Linked DNA regions of Homo sapiens: region 2 is linked to region 1. A link is a loop called in an ENCODE intact Hi-C map of the cell type or tissue named here. Cell type or tissue: GM12878. All regions are shown on one strand. Links, peaks and the distances in the headings refer to the core of each region. The heading gives the core; the rest is flanking DNA.

Evidence for each region. A loop is a pair of places that touch in the nucleus more often than their neighbours do. Peaks named below come from ENCODE experiments on the same cell type or tissue, not always from the same donor. Only the 100,000 strongest peaks of a DNase experiment are listed, where the experiment ranks them.
Region 2: it touches region 1 in a loop (15-fold over the local background); 1 of 110 quality-filtered maps calls a loop at or near these places.

Annotation. Positions count from the first base shown.
Region 1 is chr12:48,150,098-48,154,475 of GRCh38, forward strand. It overlaps ASB8 (ankyrin repeat and SOCS box containing 8), which reads right to left. Exons shown (of 4, transcript NM_024095.5): 2 at 3,271-3,432; 3 at 1,104-1,208. The coding sequence starts at 3,399. Among named protein-coding and RNA genes, the nearest start is that of ASB8, 5.2 kb to the right of the region's middle. In GM12878, for the core only: no CTCF peak of the experiment used is centred there; a DNase peak (open chromatin) is centred at 2,164; H3K27ac peaks cover 740 bases.
Region 2 is chr12:48,875,174-48,879,564 of GRCh38, forward strand. No RefSeq gene overlaps it. Among named protein-coding and RNA genes, the nearest start is that of RND1, 11 kb to the left of the region's middle. In GM12878, for the core only: no CTCF peak of the experiment used is centred there; no DNase peak of the experiment used is centred there.

The DNA.
Region 1 (4,378 bases), core at 4-4,003:
AGTGCTCTGAACAGGAGGGTCAGCAAGCAACTCCCAGGGAGTCCTGGTGATAAAGATGAAGATATGACAGGAGCTTAGGAGCAAAAAGGAAAAGAACTGTCCTCAAACAGTCAACACTATTATGTGCACTGACTAGCTGGTCTGCATTATTTTGGTTTTTGCTGCAATGTTCTTTTATCTATTCATTAGAATCTCTACCACAGAGTAAGGGGTAAGGCAGGAATAGAGGAAGTCTAAGTCCCCGTAACTGCTCTGAAACATTACTGGAAAGCTGCTTGACTATACAGAGTTTTGGATTATTTTACTTACCCTGACCCTTTCTGTACCCTGTGGCTAATGTAGCAACCAAACTGAAAAACATAGCTTTTGCTAAGTTCTTTAACCATACAGAGAAATTCAAAATGTTAGAATATAAGTCAGACCTTTGCAAAAATATGCTGTGGGTTCACAAGAGAACCCAAATGAAAGCATGTGATAGGAAGAGCACAAATCTCCCAGTGCTGGAAAAGCAGCTGGCTTGCTGACAGTCAGCATCACCTGTAGTTTTTTTCTTCAAATTTCCAAATAGCATATACCCTCATTAATGAAAGACAAAAACAAAAAAAAACCCTGAAACATTTAAGTAAATTCAACCTTTTATTTGGCTAAAACCTATCTTAAGTACCACTTCTTAAGTACTTTAAGTACTTTTAAGGGTACTTTAGATTTAATCAGAGTTGAGGGATCTCTGCATTTATATCTCCTGGATAGACAATAAGCAATGAGAAGATTAAACGGAAATATAAACAGCCCCTACAAGGTAAGCTTCCTGAAGTGATGGCCAGTGACAGCTTAAGTTAAGGAGAAGAAAGAAAGGCAGAGTATCAGCACCATACAATGGGGGCAAGCAGGGTGGGGACAGAAAGGTAAAAGAATGAAATCCTTAGATCATTTTATATATTTACCATTACATTTTCCTTAATATTGGCTATGCCAACATTACCTTGAGTTAGAAGTTCAGACTGGAGGAGGGAAGAGATGGAGGAGTGATGGGGAGAAATTCTAAGAAAACATGAAGCTCAAGTTTTAGTGAGTCATTAATGTGAATGTGTTAAAAACATTACCTCGGCTCCTTTTTCCAGAAGTAACTCCACACAGTCAGCATCTGACACCATACAGGCACAGTGCAAGGGCTTCAGTGTGCCATGAGTGCAGTTCACATCTGCTCCCTGTGGGCAGAAGACAACTTCAGTCAGTGTGTTCAGCTCTGGCTTGCCCAGCAGGACAGAATTCAGAACTGAGTCCAGGGGACAGAGAGTTCTAACTCTCACTATTTTATAGATACAGTGCTAGTTCCTGTTTCCTTTTCTATTAATATTATGTCAATGTCCAAACCAAAGGAGTACACTGAAGATGAAGGAAAGGAACTGTTAATTCCTTAGATCAAGTTACTAAGTTTCTCCACAAGGGAGGCTGCCAGATGGTCACCTGGACATCACTGAAGACAATCTTATGTATCAAAGCACTGGAAACCTTATCATCAGGCAGGAAAGCTGGACCAGCAATCCACTTTCTATGGCCACCATGCTCTGGAAAAGTAGGAAAGTGAGTCTGTCAGACTGAGGCCAGAAATGGCATGCTCTTTTGTCCATTCAACAAATGACCATCATTAATAGTGGCATCATCTTAACACGGTTTTTCCTTTTTTATAAACATCTTCAAAGTAGCCTCTTAGTATCAGTATTCTTTACCATCTAGCCTTTGCTGGTGCTTCTATTCAAAATCAAAGGAGAGGCCGAGTACAGTGGCTCACACCTGTAATCCCAGCACTTTGGGAGGCTGAGGTGGGCAGATCACCTGAGGTCAGAAGTTTGAGACCATCCTGGCCGACATGGTGAAACCCGGTCTCTACTGAAAATACAAAAACTAGCTGGGTGTGGTGGCGGGCATCTGTAATCCCCGCTACTCGGGAGGCTGAGGCAGGAGAATCGCTTGAACCTGGGAGGCGGAGGTTGCAGTGAGCCAAGATCGCGCCATTGCACTCCAGCCTGGGCGACGAGCGAAACTCCGTCTCAAAAAAAAAAAAAAAATCAAGGGAGATGGAGATACCAGTCAGACCAAAGTCACTGAATGACTCAGCAGCAGAGCTAGAATTAGAATGTTACAAGGTTTCTACCGCGGAGTCTCCTGACACTACTTTTGCTGACAATAAGCTAACACTGCATGACTTTTCCTTCTTCAGTTGTGTCCAATAACTCTGAAGCAGCTACAGAGATCTAGGCTGTAAATGACGAGCCTGAAGTCTTAGAATATACACAAGTAACCATCTGGATGCATTTTCTGGTGATCAAAAACTGTGTAACTTCTCTTCAACAAGAAAAATAAATAGAAGAGGATAGTAAAGACCTTCTAGGATACTAGTCACATAACAATTATTGAAGGGCCATGATTAAACATCCGATGGTTAAGGTGTTTTCTTAAACTATAATTACCATGCATTTTAGAGGTTGATATCCTCTACAGAGCTAGAAGTGGTAGCTGCTTTTAACATAGAATGTAAGTAAAAAATCTCTCCATGTAATTATTGTAACCCAGGTATGAAGAAAGGCTCACAAGGATTTAAAAACCACCTCTGTAGCCAGGCACAGTGGCTTACACCTCTAATCCCACGACTTTGGGAACCCAAGGCAGGTGGGTTGCTTGAGCATGAGAATTCAAGACCAGCCTGGGAAACATGGTGAAACACCATCTCTACAAAAAATTAAAAAAAAAAAAATTAGCTGGACATGGGTGGCATGTGCCTGTAGTCCCAGCTACTTGAGGGGGCTGAGGTGGGAGGATCGCTTGAGCCCAGGAGGTCAAGGCTGCAGTAAGCCATGTTTGTGCCACTGCACTCCAGCCTGGGTGACAAAAGTGAAGCCCTGTCTCAACAAATAAAAATAAAAACCACCTCTGCTTTGCTCACCTCCTCCCTTAATAAAACATGTATAGAAGACTTTGAGCTCAATGGATTACATATGCATCGTACTCAGATATTTTACAAAGAACATGAGACTAGGGTTATTGAGAACATATTCCATGAAGAAAAATATCAGATACACAAAGTGAAAGGGAGAAGGGAAGCGAAGCAAACATAGGGGAAATACATTTTAATGATCAAGTTAATGCAGTTAGCAAAATGTAAAAACTCCCTGTGATCTTGGGTTGAGTCAAAGCTGCAAATCTGTGATCCATGAGGATTTTGCCCACTTCATATCGCAAGGACTCTCCTGTCAATACCAGCACACTCACCCCTCTGATGAGGTCCTCTACATTATCATGTGGGAAGGAACGGATGGCAGCAATTGTTCGGATTAAGCGCTCGGAGAGAGAGTATTTGCTCTGAATGCTCTGCATAATATACCACATACTGGAACTCATCAAGGCTCAAGGTGTTCACATGCTCCAAACTGCCTGAAACAAAGAAGTTTTCGGCATATACAATATCACTGAGCACACCTGTCTTTAGGGTTAGGTCTTCTCTGAGGCCTTCCCAATGCTAAAAGCAGATTTCAAGGAGTGATTAATACTATTTCCATAATCATAAGGAATTGGATTATAATAGTTGCCTAGGGAGTTGGATAAACCTGGACACAAATGTTCTACTCTAACCTAGTCTAGCACGAGATTTCCCCAAGAGGTACTAAGACCCCCGTGGAGCTCTGTGTGGTTTACAAACGACTAGGCAAGGAATAGGATTTTTAAAAGGCTGAAGAGGTCAAAAAACATTATTTTCCTTCTTTGAATTTTTGTGGTTTTTATGATCAGCACCACCATTAAGTTATTTATAACACTGGGCCTTGCAATATAGTTATGTACATATTGTTTCTCCATCGAAACTGTAATCAACTGGAAGGCAAGGACTTTGTCTTCTACTTTTTCACCCATGTAAGGCCAGCCACAGAATCTCACAAAAGGTAGGTATTTAACAAATATTGGTTGGTCGACTGACTAAACAGTATAGAAGTGATTGTTATGTGTGAAAAGAGAGGAAGAAGGCTATGGAGCAAATATATCTTAATAATGAAAAGTTATCTGAAACATTTTCAAATGTGTTCAGAAGAGGAAAAAAAGGAAATATTTGGCAGGGCGTGGTGGCTCATGCCTGTAATCCCAGCACTTTGGGAGGCCGAGATGGGTGGATCACAAGGTCAGGAGATCCAGACCATCTTGGCTAACACAGTGAAACCCCGTCTCTACAAAAAATACAAAAAAATTAGCTGGACGTGGTGGTGGGCGCCTGTAGTCCCAACTACTTGGGAGGCTGGGGCAGGAGAATGGCGTGAACCTGGGAGGCAGAGCTTGCAGTGAGCCGAGATCGGGCCACCGCACTCCAGCCTGGGCAACAGAGTGAGACTCT
Region 2 (4,391 bases), core at 316-4,315, 730 kb after region 1:
TCTCACCCCCTGTGACAGCCTCCCTGGGGATGCTCTTGCATCTACTCTCCTGGGCCCCTCTGGGAGGTCTTTCTTGATCTGGCAAAGGTGGACATAAGTCTAACCCTCCCCTGCCCATCCCTGGATTTCTCGCCTGCAAAAGTGAGGTAAACCAGCTATGGTAGGAAAATGGCTATAAGGAGATTTAGTTTCTCTATTTCTAAATGGCTAGGTTAAAAACAAACACAAGAGGCTGGGCGAGGTGGCTCATGCCTGTAATCCCAGCTAAACCCCTATTAAAAATAAAAAATTAGCTGGGCATGGTGGCACGTGCCTATTATCCCAGCTACTCCGGAGGCTGAGGCAGGAGAATCACTTGTACCTGGGGCGTCAGCGCAAGACTCTGTCTCAAACAAACAAACAAACAAAGCACAAGAAACTACATAGATAACGTTCATCCTCTGCTTAAAGTCTTCCTGTGGCATCAAGTCCACTTTTTTTTTGAGACAGTCTCACTCTGTCACCTAGGCTGGAGTGCAGTGGCTTGATTACGGCTCACCTCCATCTGCACCTCGGGAGGTGCAGCCTCCACCTCCCGAGCTCAAACAATCCTCCCACCTCAGCTTCCCAAGCAGCTGGGACCACAGGCATGCACCAGCACACCTGGCTAATTTTTGTATTTTTTGTACAGATGGGGTTTTGCTATGTTTCCTAGGCTAGTCTCAAACTCCTGGGCTCAAGGGATCTCCCACCTTGGCCTCCCAAAGTGCTGGGATTACAGGCCTAAACCACTTTGCCTGGCTTTTTTTTTTTTTTCAATTGAGTCAGGGTCTCACTCTGCCATCCAGGCTTGAGTGCAGTGGTACGATCATGGCTCACCGAAGCCTCAACCTCCTGGGTTCAATCAATCTGCCTATCTCAGCCTTCTGAGTAGCTGGGACTAAAGGCATGAGCCACCATGACTGGCTAATTTTTTTATCTATTTTTTGTAGAGACAGGGGTCTCCCTATGTTGCCCAGACTGATCTTGAACTCCTGGGCTCAAGCAATCTGCCCACCTCAGCCACCAAAAGTGCTGGGATTACAGGCGTGAGCCACCGAGCCCAGCCATCAAGTCCATTTTGAATAAAATCCAACTTCTTATCCTGGTTCCTAGAGCCATACATGACTTATGCTTGCCCCCTGGCTGACCTCATCTCCTGCAGTTCTCCTCTCTCCAGCTATATTGAACTTTTTAAAATTCCTCCAATAATGGCTTTAAAACTTTTCTATTCACAAGTCACAGTCAGAAATACATGTTATATCACAGTCCAAAACATACACTCATGCTATATTTAGAGATATAGATATATCAATATATATCACACTATATATATCTCTGCATGCATATATGTATATGTCTCCTAAAGTTTCCTCAAACATTAACCTTTACAATGCATTCTGATATTTTCTTTTCTACTTCTTTTTCTTTTTCTTTTTTTTTTTTTTTAAGATGGAGTCTCATTCTGTCACCAGGCTGGAGTGCAGTGGCTCACTGCAACCTCCGCCTCCCGGGTTCAAGTGATTCTCCTGCCTCAGCCTCCCAAGTAGCTGGGACTATAGGAGTGCACCACCACGCCCAGCTAAATTTTTTATTTTTAGTAGAGACGGGGTTTCACCATGTTGGCTAGGATGGTCTCGATCTCCTGACCTTGTGATCTGCCCGCCTCGGCCTCCCAAAGTGCTGGGATTACAGGTGTGAGCCACTGTGCCTGGCTACTTCATTTTTTGAATGCTTGTCAGGACTCACTACATTGATTTCACTATCCACTGTGCTCACACACCAAACTTATACTCAGGGCCTTTTCACTGGCTGTTCCCTCTACCAACAATGCCCTTCCCCCTGACTGCCCGCATTGGCACCTTTTCATCCTTTACATCTCAGGTTAAGTGTCTCCTGTCCAGAGAAGTCAGCTAGCCTGAAGTAGCCACCTGATCCTTCTCTTTCATGTTCTCAGTATGGCCTTTATCACTCTGATATTTTTCTAGTTTATGGTTTTTGTTGACCTATTTTTTTGTTGATCGTCTTTCTCCCTCACTATGATAAGGTGGACTCTGTAGGTGCAGTGACCTTCTCACTTTGGTATCATACCTAGAACAGTGCCTGGGAACAGCAGGTACTCGGTATTATTAGTAGACTGTGGGAATGGGCCTAGTCAAGACTCTTGCTCTCTTTGGGCCTCGGCATTCTCCTCTATACAGTGTGAGGTCGGAGCCACTCCCCAAGACCCCTCCAGCTCTATCAACCCAGTTTTCCAAGAAGCACCAGAGGATGTGCTCCAGAAACCCAGCGTTGGGCCAGTGGGTGGGACAGAGATGGCCAAGCAATCAACTGAAGCCAGATACTGAGATGGGGCCTTGCTTCCAGGCTGCTGAAGGCCAAGGATATAAACCCAGGCACAAAACAAAGAATGGAAAGGCAGAACTGGGGCCAGCCAGACATCAGGAAGACAACCGTGTTGATGTACTTCCCGTGTGCTAAATGCTCTGCCTGCATCGTGTCATTCAATGCTTGGTCCTCTGAGGGTGGAAGAGGTGGTACCAAACATCATGATGCATTCTGGCTCCGGAGTCAGCCAGATCAGATTCAAAACCTGACTACAACACTTGCAGAGGCAGCACAGGTGGAGAATGCAGGCTCAGGCCACAATGCCTGGGTTTAAATCCTGGCCCTGCCAGTTACTACTTATATGTCTTTGTATGACTTTGAGTAAATCACTCAACCTCAGACTGTGCTTTTTTTTTTGAGACAGAGTCTCACCCTGTTGCCCAGGCTGGAGTGCAATGGTGCGATCTCGGCTGACTGCAACCTCCGTCTCCTGGGTTCAAGCTATTCTCCTGCCTTGGCCTCCCGAGTAGCTGAGATTACAGGCTCACGCCACCACACTCGGCTAATTTTTTGTATCTTTAGTAGAAATGGGGTTTCACCAAGTTGGCCAGGCTGGTCTCGAATTCCTGACCTCGTGATCCACCCACCTTGGCCTCCCAAAGTGCTGGGATTATAGGCGTGAGCCACCACGCCCGGCCCTCACTGTGCTTTCTTATGTCTTTTTTCTTTTTTTCTTTTCTTTTCTTTTCTTTTTGAGATGGAGTCTCACTCACTCTGTTGCCCAGGCTGGAGTGCAGTGGCACGATCTCAGCTCACTGCAACCTCCACCTTCCAGGTTCGAGCAATTCTTGTGTTTCAGGGTCCCAAGTAGCTGGGACTACAGGTGTGTGCTACCACGCCCGGTTAATTTTTGTATTTTTAGTAGAGATGGGGTTTTGCCATGTTGGCCAGACTAGCCTTGAACTCCTGACCTCAAGTGATCTGCCCACCTCAGCCACCCAGAGTGCTGGGATTACAGGCGTGAACCACAGCACCCAGCGTTAGCTTTCTTATGTCTTAATGGGGGTATATTCATTGCATTAACTCATGCTCTTTCCAGCACATCTCTGGAAAGCTTTCCTGGGGATTAGGAATGCTAAACAAACTTGGAATCTCCTATTGGCTTCCATCCTACCTGACCCTGTGGGCTGCTGGCCTCTGAATACAGTTTGCCGGTTGGAAGGCTCAAAGCTGAGGTCTGAGTCCAGGGTTCAGCACTTAACTAACCTGTGACCTTAGATAAGCCACAACCTCTGGGAGCCTCAGTTTTCTCACAAGCACTTAGGATTTTCTGTGCCAGGGTTCTATCCACAGCTGGAAAGTTCTGACAGCCAGCCTCAGTCTCCCCTACCTCAACACTTTCTCTTCCCTGAAAGAGAGAAAACAGAATTGCCACAGAGAGCCCTAAACTCTGTTATCATCAAGAATCTTGGCCAGGAGTGGTGGCTTGGCCAAGATTCTTAATTCCAACACTTTGGGAGGCAGAGGCGGGTGGATGGCTCGAGCCCAGGAGTTTGTGACCAGCCTGGACAACATAGGGAGACCTTGTCTCTACAAAAAATAAAATAATTAGCCGGGCATGGTGGTGAGCACCTGTGGTCCCAGTTACTCAGGAGGCTGAGGCAGGGGGATCGCTTGAGCCCAGGAGGTTGAGGGTGCAGTGAGCTGTGATGGCACCATTGTACTCCAGCCTGGGTGACAGAGTGAGACCCTGTCTTGAAAAAAAATCTGCTGGGCTTGGTGGCTCATGCTTGTAATCTCAGCACTTTGGGAGGCTGAGGTGAGTGGATCACCTGAGGGTAGGAGTTGAAAACCAGCCTGGCCAACATGGTGAAACCCCGTCTCTACTCTCTACTAAAAATACAAAAATTAGCCAGACGTGGTGGCAGGTGCCTGTAATCCCAGCTACTTGGGAGGCTGAGACAGGAGAATCACTTGAACTGGGGAGGTGGAGGTTGCAGAGAGCCAAGATTGCGCCATTGCACCCCAGCCTGGGAGACAAGAGT